Regions from separate parts of the Mus musculus genome. Here region 1 is linked to region 2. A link is a contact called in ENCODE Hi-C or POLR2A ChIA-PET data. All regions are on one chromosome and are shown on one strand. The core of a region is the stretch at or near the end of the contact, and the rest is flanking DNA. Distances in the headings are between cores, read along the strand shown. Region 1 overlaps Rhbdd1 (rhomboid domain containing 1). Region 2 holds the start of Rhbdd1 (rhomboid domain containing 1).

What was found. Hi-C counts contacts between places; a loop is a spot of excess contacts on that map. ChIA-PET counts read pairs that join two places held with the same protein, here RNA polymerase II (POLR2A).
Region 1: POLR2A ChIA-PET joins it to region 2 with 10 read pairs in embryonic stem cell. The contact joins the enhancer-like site here to the promoter of Rhbdd1 in region 2. A Hi-C loop is called at or near these places in 2 of 37 maps with a recorded cell type or tissue (adrenal gland and left cerebral cortex). POLR2A ChIA-PET finds 5 or more read pairs at or near these places in 2 of 5 experiments (Patski and embryonic stem cell).

Annotation. Positions count from the first base shown.
Region 1 is chr1:82,355,598-82,363,193 of GRCm38, forward strand. All of the region lies in intron 3 of Rhbdd1 (rhomboid domain containing 1), which reads left to right. It overlaps Gm46095 (a long non-coding RNA gene), which reads right to left. Exons shown (of 2, transcript XR_003947899.1): 2 at 6,104-7,596. Among named protein-coding and RNA genes, the nearest start is that of Gm46095, 13 kb to the right of the region's middle. Within about 2 kb of position 3,481, at least 2 of the 3 ENCODE cell types and tissues checked have a DNase peak (open chromatin) inside an H3K27ac peak, as active enhancers do.
Region 2 is chr1:82,311,855-82,319,089 of GRCm38, forward strand. Rhbdd1 (rhomboid domain containing 1) reads left to right here and starts at 4,725. Exons shown (of 7, transcript NM_029777.3): 1 at 4,725-4,794.

The DNA.
Region 1 (7,596 bases), core at 2,231-4,730, 42 kb after region 2:
ATCTAGTTATTCTGAAACACTGGTTGGTACATTGGAGTTTCATAATAAATCTTAATTGAATAAAATCAGAGTTTGGGGTGAGCCAGCCCCAGCAGGATGAAGATCAAAGTTTGCCACCCAAGGCTGGAAATCACAGGTGGGCTGAAGGGGGATAGAACTAAACAGAGAATTCACAACTGAGGAATCTCAAATGGCTGAGAAGCAACTAAAGAAATGTTCAAAGTCCTTAGTGATCAGAGAAATGCAAATCAAAACAACCCTGAGATTCCACCTTACACCAATCTGAATGGCTAAGATCAAAACCTCAGGTGACAACACATGTTGGAGAGGATGTGGAGAAAGAAGAACACTCCTCCATTGTTGGTGGGATTGCAAACTGGTACAACCACTCTGGAAGTCAATCTGGAGGTTCCTTAAAAAATTGGAAATAGATCTACCTGAAGACCCAGCTATACCACTCTTGGGAATATATCCAAAAAATGCCCCACCATGTCACAGGGGCATGTGTTCCACTATGTTCATAGAGGCCTTATTTGTGAAGCTGGAAACAACCTAGATATCCCACGACTGTCAAATGGATACAGAAAATGTGGTCCATTTCCACAATGGAAAACTGGGTGCTGTCTGGGACTCGGCTGAGAAGTGGCAGTCTGATCCAGTAGAGGAGTTGATGTCTCAACAGGTGAGCAGGGCTGGATGCTTGCCCTGGGCCAGCAAATGGCTGCCCCTGCTTAGCTGAGAGACCTGCTGAGGACCTTCAGAGGCTGCCTCAGTCCTGTACCAAATGCAGGATGCAGTAGACCATGTTCTCTGCTCACAGGGTGACCACAGTGACTTGATCATGCTCAATGTAAACACACAGAATAGTAGGAACCCTGAATCACTTGGGAATTTAGGTTTCTGGTTAGGAGAAATTAGGCATTACAGACGGCTAGTGAAAAACCATTGTATTTAAACCTGTGGCCACGACAGTACATAAGCACATTTTCTTCTATAGCTGGAAAATTGTGAAAGTAACTAAACCTATAAGAAGCTCAAACAGGGGGAAAAACATAAGAAATGAGAGGAGATAGGACTGATTATAAGAAAAGCTTTTTTTTTTTAAGTTTTCACATATGTAGTTAAAATATCCTTTTTCCAACCTCTCCCAGTGTCTCTTCCCTCCAGTTCCTTCCAGATCTGCTCCCTCCCACTAAAATTCATGGCCTCTTTACTTTGTTATTCTTATATACAAATATGTGTAATAAATATCACCTGCTGAGTTTATTTAGTGTTACTTGTGTGTATTTGATTTCAAGATTGATCATTTGGTTTTGTGTAATCAACTAGTGAGAATCCTCCAAGAGACTTTCAAGGCAATATAGGCTATCACAATTGCCCTTGGTTTAAGTGTAGCCCCTATTGTTAAAGACACCACACACTTTAGACACAGGGAAGATTTTGAGCTAGATCTGACCTGAAAGTCTCTTCCCTGAGGTCTAGATAATCCCAGAAAGTTCTATGCAAACTACCATGGAAGGAAAACAACCAGGAGTCCTACACAACCATGACACCTATGAACCATGACAGTGACCAGCATGGCCTGCTATCAGTAGAGGTACAACAGTGGCACTAACAACTGTACAATTATATTTAACTACTCAGCAAGAGGAACATCATTCCTAGTACTAGAAATTTAGCCAGCTACCAGGGTCATGGATCTTAGAGGAGAACGTAGTACCACCACTTTATTAGACCAGCGTAACCGCTGACTGCATTCCAAACTTATCCTTACACCCACAGGTGAGTGTAGCCCTGATCACACATCAAAGGAGCTTCCCTTTGCAGCAGACAGAGACAGCTACAGAAGACTACAACTGGTCAAATGCAGGGAAAGACAAAATTAATAAAACAGGCGCCAAATATGATGGAATTGATAAACGAAGAATTACAGTTTTGAAAAGATTCATTGCCAGGCAGTGGTGGTGTATACCTTTAATCCCATTATTCAGGAGGCAGAAGCAGGCAGGGCTTGTGAGTTCTAGGACAGCCAGACCTACACAGAGAAACCTTATCTTAAAAAAAGAAGGAAGGAAGGAAGGAAGGAAGGAAGGAAGGAAGGAAGGAAGGAAGGAAGGAAGGAAGGAAAGGAAGGAAGGAGAAAAGAAAGAGAGAGAGAAAGAGATTAATCAAGTGGACAAACCTGTGGCAGACTTTTATCAAGAAAATAAGGTGGGTGAGGCCTGCAGAGGTGGTCCAGTGTTAAAAGCACTTGTTGCCCTTCCCAAGGACTCAAGTTCAGTTTCTAGAACCCACATGGTGGCTTACAACCATCTGTAACACCAGTTGCAGGGGATCCAGTCTGGCCTTCTAACCTGCACAGGCATCAGACATGCACATAGTACATACTCAGAGATGCAAGCAAAACAGTAAAACAAAAAGTCTTTTAAAAAGAAAGTAGAAAGAAAACTTCAGTAAATAGTTTTGAAGGCCAAGCTGTCACTCTAGACAGGGAGGAGACTGGTCATCTTAGGGCTGTATTTTTGTGGGAGAATACGGTTTGCTGCTTTAAGACATCTCACACTGTTTAAAAACACTTAGATACCTATTACTCAAACCTCTTTTTTTTTTTCTTTCTTGTAAAGAAAAAGCCCGAGTTTTCATGATTCAAAGGCTAGAATATAATTTTTCGAGACCCTGGCGTTTCCCTGATGTGGTGAAATTGTTGTTTTCAACCAGATCCCTAGGTTTCTTCAGAGTTTTGGGTTTTATTCAGTGAGGTCTTAGAGAACACTCAGTCCTGGTGTCGGTTGGGAGTTCATGGCTCTGTACCCTTCCAGGGAGGGTTGCCCAGGCTACCTACCTTCTGGACTTTGATGAACCAGTTACTCTCACTTAGAAGGTGGTATAAATAGATACTGAGGGACTTGAACTCTGGGCAGGGGCTTCCTTTTCCTCATTTCTCTAAAGCAGCATTGTGAGGTGTGATCCACCACGGGTAAAAATAACTCGGACTTGCTAATGAAAGACAGTGTGCCCAGAACCTGCTCTCGCAGCACACACTTTTATAGATGCTGAAATGCTCTTGTCAAACAGTATTTTAAAAACTGTCAGAGGTGTGTGTGTGTGTGTGTGTGTGTGAAATGAGTTTTAAATAATTCAGCACTATGCAGGCAGCTGAAAATGACTTTAAAAACTTGGAGTCCTCTTTTGTATTACATAAACAGGAAGGTGCCATGAATTAAAAATGGACTCTGCCTTCCATCCATCAGGTTCCAGTAACCAGTGTGAATGGACTTTTGTTGTTGCTGCTCGCGCTTTCCCATTAAAGAATTGTGGTGCAGTTATCCCAACAGATACTGAACAGTACAGAGTGCTAGCTAGCTTCCTGACAGCAGGTCCTGCCTGCTTTGTCTGACAGGATGGCTCTGCTGTGGTGGCAGCCTCTCCTCTGCTTCCCCTGAGCGCTGCTGCTTCAGAAGTGCCGACCGAGTAGACACGGGAGATAGTGGACTTGGGAGTGAGCAATAGATTGCTCGGTGCTCGCCAGCTCTCCCTTAGTGGCAGAACTCCACTGGAAAGGAGCTAATCAAAGTCGCTCCTGTGTTCAAGCGCTGAACAGCAGTGGGAAAGCGGCGCTCAAGAGTCACGGGGAGTTCTAGCCACATGTATCATTGGATCATTAGTCACCCTTCTCTTGCTCTTCCTGTCCCATTTCTTTTTTTAAGGTGTGACAAAGAAAGCCTTTTTTTTTTTTTTCCTCCTGTGAAAACTCTTAGGTGGAAAGTTTAATACCGCACATCCCTCCTGGCAGAGCGTAGCAAAGCACTATGATTTTCTGAAGGCCAAGCGGTTTTTTTCTCTGGAGCTTCCTGCTTGTGACTGGCGTGGGTGTTTTCTGGGGATAAGAATGGGAGTGACTGGACCTCTCTCTGATCTGCATATCTCTGAGGAGTTAAGTGGCTTTCATAATGGAATATTTCATGTGTGTTTCTCGGGCTTGGGAAGTGACTGAAACCCACAGAGAAATTTGGTCGGTAGAGTGAAGCGGAATGCACTGGTCTTCAAACACGGTGCTGAAAACCTGAAGCATTGGTACCTACAGTTAACTTTAAGGGTTTGCCCTAAGAAACTAACTGTGAGAAACACACCCAAATCTATAAATTCTACCCTGCTGTCTCTGAGAGTACACTGCATATGAGAGCCATCAGGTGCTTGGAGCTCACTGATCATGGACTATTTAGCACACACTGTGCAGTGACACTCCACAGTGCTCCACCTCTTTGTCACATGGACCCTAAGCTACTGCCACCCAGTGGGAGATGCTGGGCTGGTGAATGGGGGGGGGGGGAGGTTGGGGGGGTTTCTTCCTTACTGGCTACACATAGCTCAAGGGCATTCTCAGAGCTCATTTTAATGACTGGCCCCAGCACCCTTTTGATCTGGATTTCTTAGGTTTTTGTTGTTGTTGTTGTTGTTGTTGTTGTTTTTATGTAATTGTTTCTAAGGTTAGGCTAAGACCTAACAGAGAAAAGGCAGAAACAGGTATAGAAAATAGTGATAGTGATTGAAGACACCCTATCAAAGAGGAGTTGAAGAAGTCCTGCATTGTTTTTGGTTTTTGTTTTTGTTTTTGAAATGCTTCGCTGAACACTGCAGATCAGCAGCATAGATTATGTTTTGGAAGTGTTTTCTGGTTCAAACCTGTGTATGATATCGTTAGGCTTGAGCTACATGAACGGTTTTGTGGCTGATTGTCATCACTGTGGTTGCTTTCTTGTTCCTCTGTGCAAACTATGAATCCAAATTAAAGTTTCCCAGGAACCTGCAAATCCATCCAAGGCTGCGAAGGGCATTTCCTTAGCCTCCAGGCATGGATTTACTAGTCAGTTTTCACCTTTCTAGGTCCCTGAACTGAGCGCCACACCCAGTTTTTGCTTCTCACTGCCAGGGGCGCTGGGCTCAGAAACATTCCAAATTTAGTTGCTTATCTGTAAAGTGGGACGGTGATTGTCTTCAGACTGCAGCTTATTGAGAGGTGACCCAGAAAATGCCCCGCTGCCACGTTAGCGTCTGTGTGCTGTCATTTTATGGGTGCTGGTGGAATGCCTGATGGTGAAGCCCAGGCCAGTCAGAGCGTACAAAGGTTTTCTGGTAGCATATCAGTTGTGGGATCCTTTGGAAATTATCAGCTAACAACATTCTGCATGTGGCTGTTAAAGAGCTCTTGAAAAGAGACCATACTTAGAAGTGGGGTTCTAAAGTGAGGAGCTGTGCTCTGACCTCTGCATCCACTGTTTCAGCGGACTCCTTTACATGTGTTCTCCCCATTCGTGCAGAACGACCCTTACTATACCCCACGCATGAGCCTTTGCACTGCATCTCACCAAAGAGGGCACACTGTGGGATGAACGCAGCAGCAGTAATGCCTTGATTATTGTTTCCGCGAGGTACCACCTCTTTCTAAGTCTCCCAGGAGTCTTAGCCCGCATAGGAACTGAACGCACTGCGCTGCAGCAGAATCCTTTGTGAGGCTCAACGGTTCTTTGTTGCCTATGCCATCTTTCTCATCCTGGCCAGGATTCTTTTGGCCACAATTCAAGGAAACCCCATGAACTTGGTAAAACAAGAGGATGACTATCGTCTCTGTATAGTTAAACTTGCCAGTGGTGCCCAACAGGGTTCCAGGTATTTATTTTTATTTTACATGGCCCCTTATTCCTGACCCCCCTCACTCTATGAATGAATGTTCCTGGCCATTAGCCCTGATAAACCCTTCCATCTGCTCTGCATGTTTGCCTGAGTATTTTATGTGCACCACATGTTTGCAGTGCCTCGAGACCAGAAGAGAACGTTGAATACCCGAAACTAGAGTTACAGCTGCTTGTAAGCCGTTGTCTAAGTGCTCTAAACTGAACCTGCTAAACCTCTGTAAAAACAAAAATTCTCTTAACCACAGAGCCATTTCTCTAGCCTCTTATTAGATTCTTCTAAGTCCAAAGAACTTGTAAATCTTTTGAAGTAAGCTCATGTTTCCTTACAGGCATTTGCCAAGTTATATCTACTCATGTAACAAGACAATACATTCAATAAACCAACTTAGCAGGAAAAGAAACAGATGTCATTTCTATTCAGTAATTTATGAAGTGTAGAATCTTGGCTACTCTTAAAATATTTTCTTAACTGGCCTAATATATCAGCTGATGCCTATCCAGTGGAATTAGAATTTGGGGTTAAGATAACAATCTTTAATACATTGGAATCACCTGGGGGGGTGGTAAAAACAACACCAAAAGTACAAACAAAACACCACCAAGGTCCAAGTAACTTCTAGAATCCTCCTCATGAGAGTCACACATGCCGCTAGAATTGAAAACCAGCAGATCAAGACGTGGACCTGGGAAGGACTGCTTACCCACACATCTTACCATGTGTATTGTGGGAATGCAGAAATCATTGCCACCGCCCCATTGCTGAATCTGTCTCTGTCGCCCCATCATCTTGAACTCCCATTCATGGATGTCAGCTTCTTCCTGCAGCTGCAGCAAACACAGGTACCAAAGGACCAGTCATTGCTCATTCTGAAAATCCCTTCAAAGGGCTGAGCTCATGAGAGCATCATCTGTTGGCTTCATCACAGTAGCACACGCGGAGATCAGGCTGTAAACAATCCTACTCATTTTTTCATTTTGCATTTACTTTCTGGAGGTGATGGGGAAAAGTCTCAGTCATGTGGGCTCCAGAAGTGTTTCTGTCTGTAGTGAGAGCAGATGGGAGAACGTTTCTTCATGCCAAGCCAAGTTTACACTACCAGAGCACGGTGTGGAAGTGATCATAGCCTCTTTCAGACATTCTCATTCCCATGTGTGATTCAGTGATGGGGGACGTTTTTCTCTATATCAGTTCAATATGTTGTAGCGTTACCAAGAATTCTAGGAATGTGGGCACAGTACACTCACATGAGAAATGCTTTGAAAGAAACATTTTTGAGGTCTCATGATTAAAGGTCATGAATTAAAAGAAACATTTAATAAGCATATTCCAGGTGGTAAGCCAGTGTTTTCCATCGGAACAGTGGTTTTGGAAATGTACAGGGCTGTTTTGAGTTGTCATAATGATTAGTAGGGGAGCCACTGATGTTTGTTGTAATGGGGCCAAAGGTACTATCTATCTCACAGCTTGTAGGACAGCCCCTGCAAGAATGGTCCCATAAGTGTGCATGCATGCGCACCATCATTCCCCCTACACTTACGTTCTGTTGAGAGACTTGTACAGGTGAAAAACCTGCTTATGATTATTTGAGCCAAAACCTTAATGGTGCTTCTTATATAACACAGAGAGCTTTCTGGGCATAGTTTTAATATAAAATGAGTCAGAGTCTATTGAGGGAAGCCAAGGCAGGAGCTTCCACTGGACAGGAGCGTGGAGGCAGGAGCTGACACAGAAGCCATGGTGGAGATTACCAGCTTGGTCCTCACAGCTTGCCTGCTTTCCTATGGAACCCAGGACAACCAGCCCAGGGATGTCACCACCCTCAGTGGGTTGGACCCCCCCCCCCCATCAATCTCTAATTTAAAAAATGCCCTACAGGCTTGCCTGAAGCCCAATCTTTTGGAG
Region 2 (7,235 bases), core at 3,475-5,974:
TAGGAGGTGCAGCCTTTCTGGAGGGTGGTTATGTCATAGGAGAGGAGCTTTCATAAATGAGGTTGTTAACACTTATAAAAGAGACTGCTAAGACCAATGCCTTTTTGTATTCTCTCCCAATGTGAGAATACAAAAAGAAATATATGAAAAGTAGACTCCCAGAGAGAGACAATAAACCTTTGAGATGACAATTATTACAGGAGAATGAAAGATAGGTTACAACAGTATCCTGCATTCTGCATGGCAACTGAGCCTGTATCTTTATCAATGGCCTCTCCTGAATTTTCTTCAGGAACTTCTCCCTGCCATATGGAGTCAAGCCTCAGCCAAACTCAGTAACAGCATGTGCCTATAAAACCCATATGTGGGAGACTCTTACACATTACTGAGATCAACTGCTAGCCTGAGATGCATCCTTGGCTCCCTGGAACATGGCTACCACGTGCTGACTGGGAGGAACTACTACTCAGAAGATAGCACCTCAATGATTTTCTATTAGTCACAGCTAATTTTCTTGGCCCCAGCTAACACAACATCCATTATCCCCGTAATATAAAGGCTTTAATTCCATAGACATTCAAATATCACACACCACCACTATCACCATCTCCCCACACATACACGTTAATAGAGTTTGGGGATACTCCCAAACTTTCTTCTAAAATTTACAAGCCACAATTGTCTGCATTTCTCTCAGTATTTTTTTCTTAGTCTATTGATCATGTTTTATGTTGATTTTTTTAAGTGAAAGCAAACTTATGTTTATACTGTTCTTATGTATATTGTTGGATTTGTTTTGCTAATATCTTGCTTATATGTATATGAAGAATATTATTTGTAGCTCTTTCTTATACTGTATCAAGTTATTATGATAAAGCACCTTACACACACACACACACACACACACACACACACATTTCTGGAGGAGCACTATGTCTTAACACAAACAGATACTGTGTTCCTGTGAAACCAAGGAAGACTAAAGTTTGCTGCAAGTACCAGAAGCTAGAAATGGGTAAGAATTTTTCCTCCAGGTTTCACAGGGAGTGAACATGGTCCAGCCAACATTTTGATACTGGACTTGCAGCCTCTAAAACTGAACAGTTGTGTAGCTGATATTTTAGGTCACCCAGGTCATAGTTTTCTTCTCTTCTTTTCTGTTCTGTCCTCTTTGTCTCTTTCTCCTCCTCCCCTCCTCCCCTCCCTCCCTCCTTCCTTCCTTCCTTCCTTCCTTCCTTCCTTCCTTCCTTCCTTCCTTCCTTCCTTCCTCCTCCCCTCCCTCCTTCCTTCCTTCCTTTTCTTCTGTTTCTGTCTCTGTCTCTGTCTCTGTCTCTCTCTCTAACAATCCTAGAAAATGGAGTCTTTTTTTTTTTCTTGAACAAGTTTTATCAGTTTAAATCTAAGACCTCGTTTAGTTTATTTACAACACTTACCTTATTAACATAAATTTATGCAGTTTCTTGTCATCTAAATTCCTGTAGAATGGGTTGGGTGATATAGTCATTTCATGCCTCGTTTGGGACATTTAGTGTGGTTTTCTTTTTCCTTTTGGTAAATTGAATCTTTTAAAATCAGATTTTAATTTTTATTGATTTTCCTCCATTTTTATGTGTATTAATTCGTCTTTTATGTTCTCTGTGTGTGTGTTGCTCATTTTAACTACTCCTAAAGCTAAGCTATTGGGACATTTCCCCACTATGTTGCTTTAAAGCAGCACTGTTAATGTGGGTCAACATCATCACTTTAATGGAACTGGGACATCTCTGCATTTCCTTCTTGTCCAGTTAAAACTGCTCTCTAATTCTCTTTGCCTTTTTAGGCATTACTCAGTGGCTAAATTTTTTAATTCCCAAATGTATTTCTTTTGTTGATTCCTAATTTAATTTTATTGTCACCATCGAGGATACCCTGAATGATGCCGTTAATTTTAAATTTATTCACGTTTGTTTTATGATGCACCATATGGGGCTATCCTGGAGAACAGATATCTTAAATTAGCTATAAATTCTGCTGTTATTAAGTAGAGTGGTCTGCACTTACTATTTTGGTAGTATTTTTTTTTTGAAGTTTCTATATACTTAATGGTTTTCAGTCTAATTTCCTACCCATTGTTAAGAGTATTTAAATATCAGACTTTTGCTGTGTGCTTCTTAATTCATTTCCTCTGACATACCCCGCTGCGCAGCTCTGGAACCTTGTTCCTGCTAGGCAGGCACTCTAACATTTGGATACACCCTAAATTCCCAATGCTACCAATTTTATCTTCATGACCTTAGAGTTATATTGTTGGATATGTAGACATTTACAGTTCTTGTCTCTTCTTAATGTTTTGGCTATCTTATCACAGTGAAATCTTTTTTTCCTCACTACGAACCTTTTAGTTTTGTAACATCTATTTTCTATGGCCATTATAAGTCTCTTAGGGTTAGTGCGGGTGTGTGTGTGTGTGTGTGTGTGTGTGTGTGTAGTCTACTATTAAGTGTTGATAATCTTATCACGACACTTGGCCCAATTTTGCCCTGTTATAGTTCTCATAGCCGAATCATCTAATTTGAAAGCTGTTCCATAAGAAGGATGATAGACAATCTCTAATCAACGTAACCCATCTTTTGAAACAGTTTGAGTGTAATATATTTGATTCATTAGAAGCTGTGAGAGATAACAACAAACTCCTCCTTTACAGGATAATCCAGTTTTTTGGTACACTGTGTTGTTGTCTGGCATCTTTTCTCCTTCAGGGTGGATTCTGGAAGGTGGGAATGTCTATCTGCCTTTCTGCTAGTTTCCACCCAGTTATGAAATGTTCAAAGGAGGTAACCAAACCCCCAGTTTCAACACAGGCACCATATTTTATGAACATTAATTTGAGTCAAATGGCTAAGAATTGTTGCTTGTCCCTCAAGGGTTAGATACAATTTAAAACTGCACACCATAAATATATTTCATATACTAAATGGAATATGCATAATAATATCTTAGCTGACAAGTAAAATACTTTTGAGAACTTAAAAATTATAATTTTTACAAGGTAATGTAACAATGACTTGCTTTTCTACAAAAACGTTAGAGGACTTAGTCTGGCTTTGAGTCTTTAGTAATTTTAAGCTTTGTTTACATGTAAGAATTCTGACTGTCCCTCTATTAAAGTTTAGGCTAGGAAATTATTACCCAGATAATGGGAACTCCTGATATTCTTGCATCTATTTTCCAAGTGGAGAGATTACAGGTGTTTGCCCCTATGTCTGGTGAGGTCATTAAAAAAATGGTTTTTCTCTGTCCTCTTATATGCCAATGAAACATTTTACTCATATTTAAAATAGGATTAAAATGTTTTTTTTCTTTACTTTTTATGATTCAGGATGTCATATAGACTAAGCTGGTCTTGAAGTTATATAGCTGAGGCTGTCCTTGAACTCCCAATCTTCCTGTCTCTACCTTCAAACTGTGGGGTCATTAGTGTTCACCATCACAGCCTGCTCCCCAAGAACATTCCTAAGCCCTGTCTATTTACAATTGCATTTTTTTTGAGATTACTGATTTGAGACTTGATTTGCGGCTCTTTTAAAGTCACTTCTGCACTTAAAAACAAGATAATAACAAAAACAGTGTAAGTATAGAAAGGGGTAGACTGACAGAGAATATAAAGCAAGAGTATATTAATGGAATGGATGCATAGAATTGGTGGGAAGAACAAATAGAGACCTCTCCTTTTGAGAAATTGCATTCATGTTTTCTTCCTAAGGAGATATATTTCTACATGCAATTTAGTTCCCCCTACTCACTTGGGTTCCATTTCCAGGAATGCAGTTTCGCAATGTCAGTCTTGGACTTACATACCCCCCCACTTTTTTTTATACCTGAAAGGGGTTAAATTATAAGAATTCATTCTTGAATTTGCTAAGAATTTTGTCACTTGAAATTCTCATCTATATCTCCTAATAGTGTGGGAAATTTTCATTCAAATTCCAACTACAAGGGAAAATTTTTTAGGAGAATTTCTTCTGTTATACAATAGAAGATTAACTTTTGGGGGACTGGGAAGTTTTTAATATGCTAACTAGACGTGGCTACTAAGCCTTTTGGTAAATATACCTGCACCCAATTCATGCCTTGAAAAGGTGGAGCTCTCCTCTAATTACTAGAAAAATAATTACACCAAACATCGTTTTCTTGTAGGACACAAATGCAGCATTGCCTTTAGAAGAAGCTGCCCATGAAACTGGTTCCACGTTAGAAGGAGAAAATTGCATCAAACGACCTAAGTCACAAAAACCTTTTCTCACGAGCCCTTAAAGCAGTAAACAGGCTAAGCAGTGTGGCCTCGTGTTTGTGCTTGGGGAATGAAATGTACACCGTGGCCCTGTTTCGCCGGCCTACTTTCTGGGATAAGCAGCTCTCCTGAGGCCCATTGGGAACAGCTACTGTCTCCACCGTCCACTTGGTAGACTACACTGCACCGGGAAGAAACTTTGGCCTTGAGGGAGCTGGCCATAGGCGACTCATGCGCTGTGCGCGTGGTAAGTGATTATTAGTTAGTTATGGCTGTAAAAGCACACCGACACCCTTGTTGCTAAGGGTTGAATAGGATGAGCGCTACGCATTAGCTAGAGGAAGCCGAAAAGGCAGTACGAAGCACGGAGCATGCGCAGACTGCCGCTCCTTTCCCTAGGCCGCCGGAAGTGGAGCCTGCGGAATCGGCGTCCGTGCCGGAAGTTGAGTCTCCGGATTCGGCGTCCAGACGTAGTGACGCACGAGCGCGGGAGTACGTGAGGACGCAAGCGGGTCTTAGAGAGAGTGAGTTTCCGCGTCTCTTCAGCTGAGTGTATGGCATCGCTTTTGTGCGGCGTGTGTTGCGGCTTCCCGGGACCACGGATGGCGGGGCCGGGGCTGAGATCCGGGCCGCTGCGGGCCGGGCGGAAGCGCTGCTATGGGGCCAGCCAGGGTCCGCTGGGCGGAAGTGCTGCTTAGGGACCGGGCGGAGGAGCCGGCCCGCCGGGTCCGGGTCTTCTTCTCCCCTCCGGCCGGCCGGGATGGGGTCGCAGGGGCAGTCGCACCGGTACCGCTTCCCTGGCTCATGGAGATCTAGGCTGCCCGGATAGGCTTTTGCGAGGTTCCTCCGACTTCAGGAAGTTTGAGGCGAAGTTGCATCAGCTTGCACAGAGCTTGCAGTGGCAGGTGGTTGGGGGGGCGGCCACTTCTGTCTCAAACACACAGACCCATCCTAACCTCTGTAAGGCTGTCTGTACCACAGAATAGAGGACAGACATACACCCGAGGGACTTCACCTCTTCTCTTTTCACACATGCCTTTCCGTTTTTCCAAAACAGGCATTATTTAAAACAACAACAACAACAATAACAACTGTAATATCTAATTATTGCACGGTTAAGATTCAGTTGTCAGACTCATTTATAAAAGTCCCTTTCAGTAGCTTCATGACACCAGGTTTTCTTTGGGGGGGGGGGCATGGTGCCAGGTTTTTTGTTTTTTTTTTTTTTTCCCCCTCTACTTTTCATCCCAACGTCCTAACCTCATTTACCTTCTTCCTGCTTCTATTACTGATTCTGCTTCGGATCTTCTAGTGTTCTGGTACATTCCAGGAGAGCAAGTGCTCCTGCCTTGGTCCTGGGTTTGCTCTCCATCAACAGCATCTTCTGAGGGAATTGTTGGCAGTACAGATTTTAGTGTCATACCCCTTTGAGCAAGCCTTTCGGTCCATTCTAGCACTTCCGGGTACTGAGTTCGACGAATAACAGCGTAAAAAGTACTCACTCGTTATGGAATTTTATACATAATGAGGTTAGAGTAAGGTGAGGTATTTTCTAGATCTGGAATCTTGACCGAATCATTTAACTGTGACTTCATAGTACTAAGTGTTGACATGTGAAAACAAGTGGGTAGCAATAACCCATACAAAACACTCCAAGAGAAGTTACTAGACCTGCATGAAGAAAGCGCACAGGTCGTGGAGGAAGGACGAGGTGTAGGGTTAGAGAGCAGTTGGAGTGCATGATTTTATGACTGCTGCAAAGACTTTTATCCCAACTACTTATGAATAGTAAAAATTTAGATACAGGATAGTTATGGATGTCTCACACCTGTAACAGCAATGCTCAGGAGGCTGAGGCAAGAGATATCCTAAGTTTGGAGTCCAGTCAGAGCTACATCATGAGACCCTATGCAAACAGCCACATCAAGCGAGAAAGTTACAGCAGTCCGTTATGCCACTAATTTTATTTACATTGTGGTATTTTAGAAAATGAACTATTAGAAATTGTGCCAAGGTGGTTTAAAGGTCTTTGCCCTTCTTGTTTCTTCAACTTAGTTATACCTAAGTTTGTCCTGTAGTTTGGTAAAGGCCAGACCAGAGTTACAAAGAAGCATACAGTGGTGGCTAGCACCCCGCCACCAAAAGCTGTTTCTGTCCTTAGCTTTTGTCCCTATATATGGTATGGCTCCATCTTAGCAAAGAAGGGCTCATGTCCATTGGGGACGGTCACAGTTAAGTGGACAGGCTCCCAACGGGATGATTTTTATTTTATTTCTCCAAATTACTACATGGAACATTTTCTAAGAACTATTCCTTTCTCCAACGGTTCACCTAGAGGAAGAAATAATCATTTGGGGTCTGAAGCTACTGTTCTTGAGTCTAGGCTCATTACAGTGTTAAAAAGGGTCAGTGACTAGTGGTGGCCTGTGTAACACATAGCTTTGACTAAAGAGCACTGGTGCCAAGGCCATGCTGAGACTCCAGAATATTATGGGCAATAAATTGTCATGTAAATATATCACTTGTGATACCTGTTTCTATCCATAATAGTTAACCTTACCACCAAAGTGATACTGTCCCATCATGAAGCGATTGTTTTTCAGAGACTCCTAATGTTTTATTATTTTCTGTGTAAGATAGATAGATAGCTGTGGTTCTGGGTCAGGCAAGCCCTGCTTGAATTCCTCCCTCTGTGTATTGATTATGCCCCATAGACAGATTAGCTTCCTTCCAGTTTTAATTTCTCCTGTAAAGTAGAAGCTACCTAAGTTAAATGAGATGCTGTGTTAACTGTTACTACTACATTATATGTTAGGTAATGTCTCTTTTTGAAAGGGGAAGATATAATGTTTAACATTTAATTCTGACTGCCCTGTTAATTTCCATCTTTTGTTGTTGTTGTTTTTTGTTTTGTTTTTTTTCTTTTTTTGGTTCTTTTTCGAGACAGGGTTTCTCTGAGTAGCCT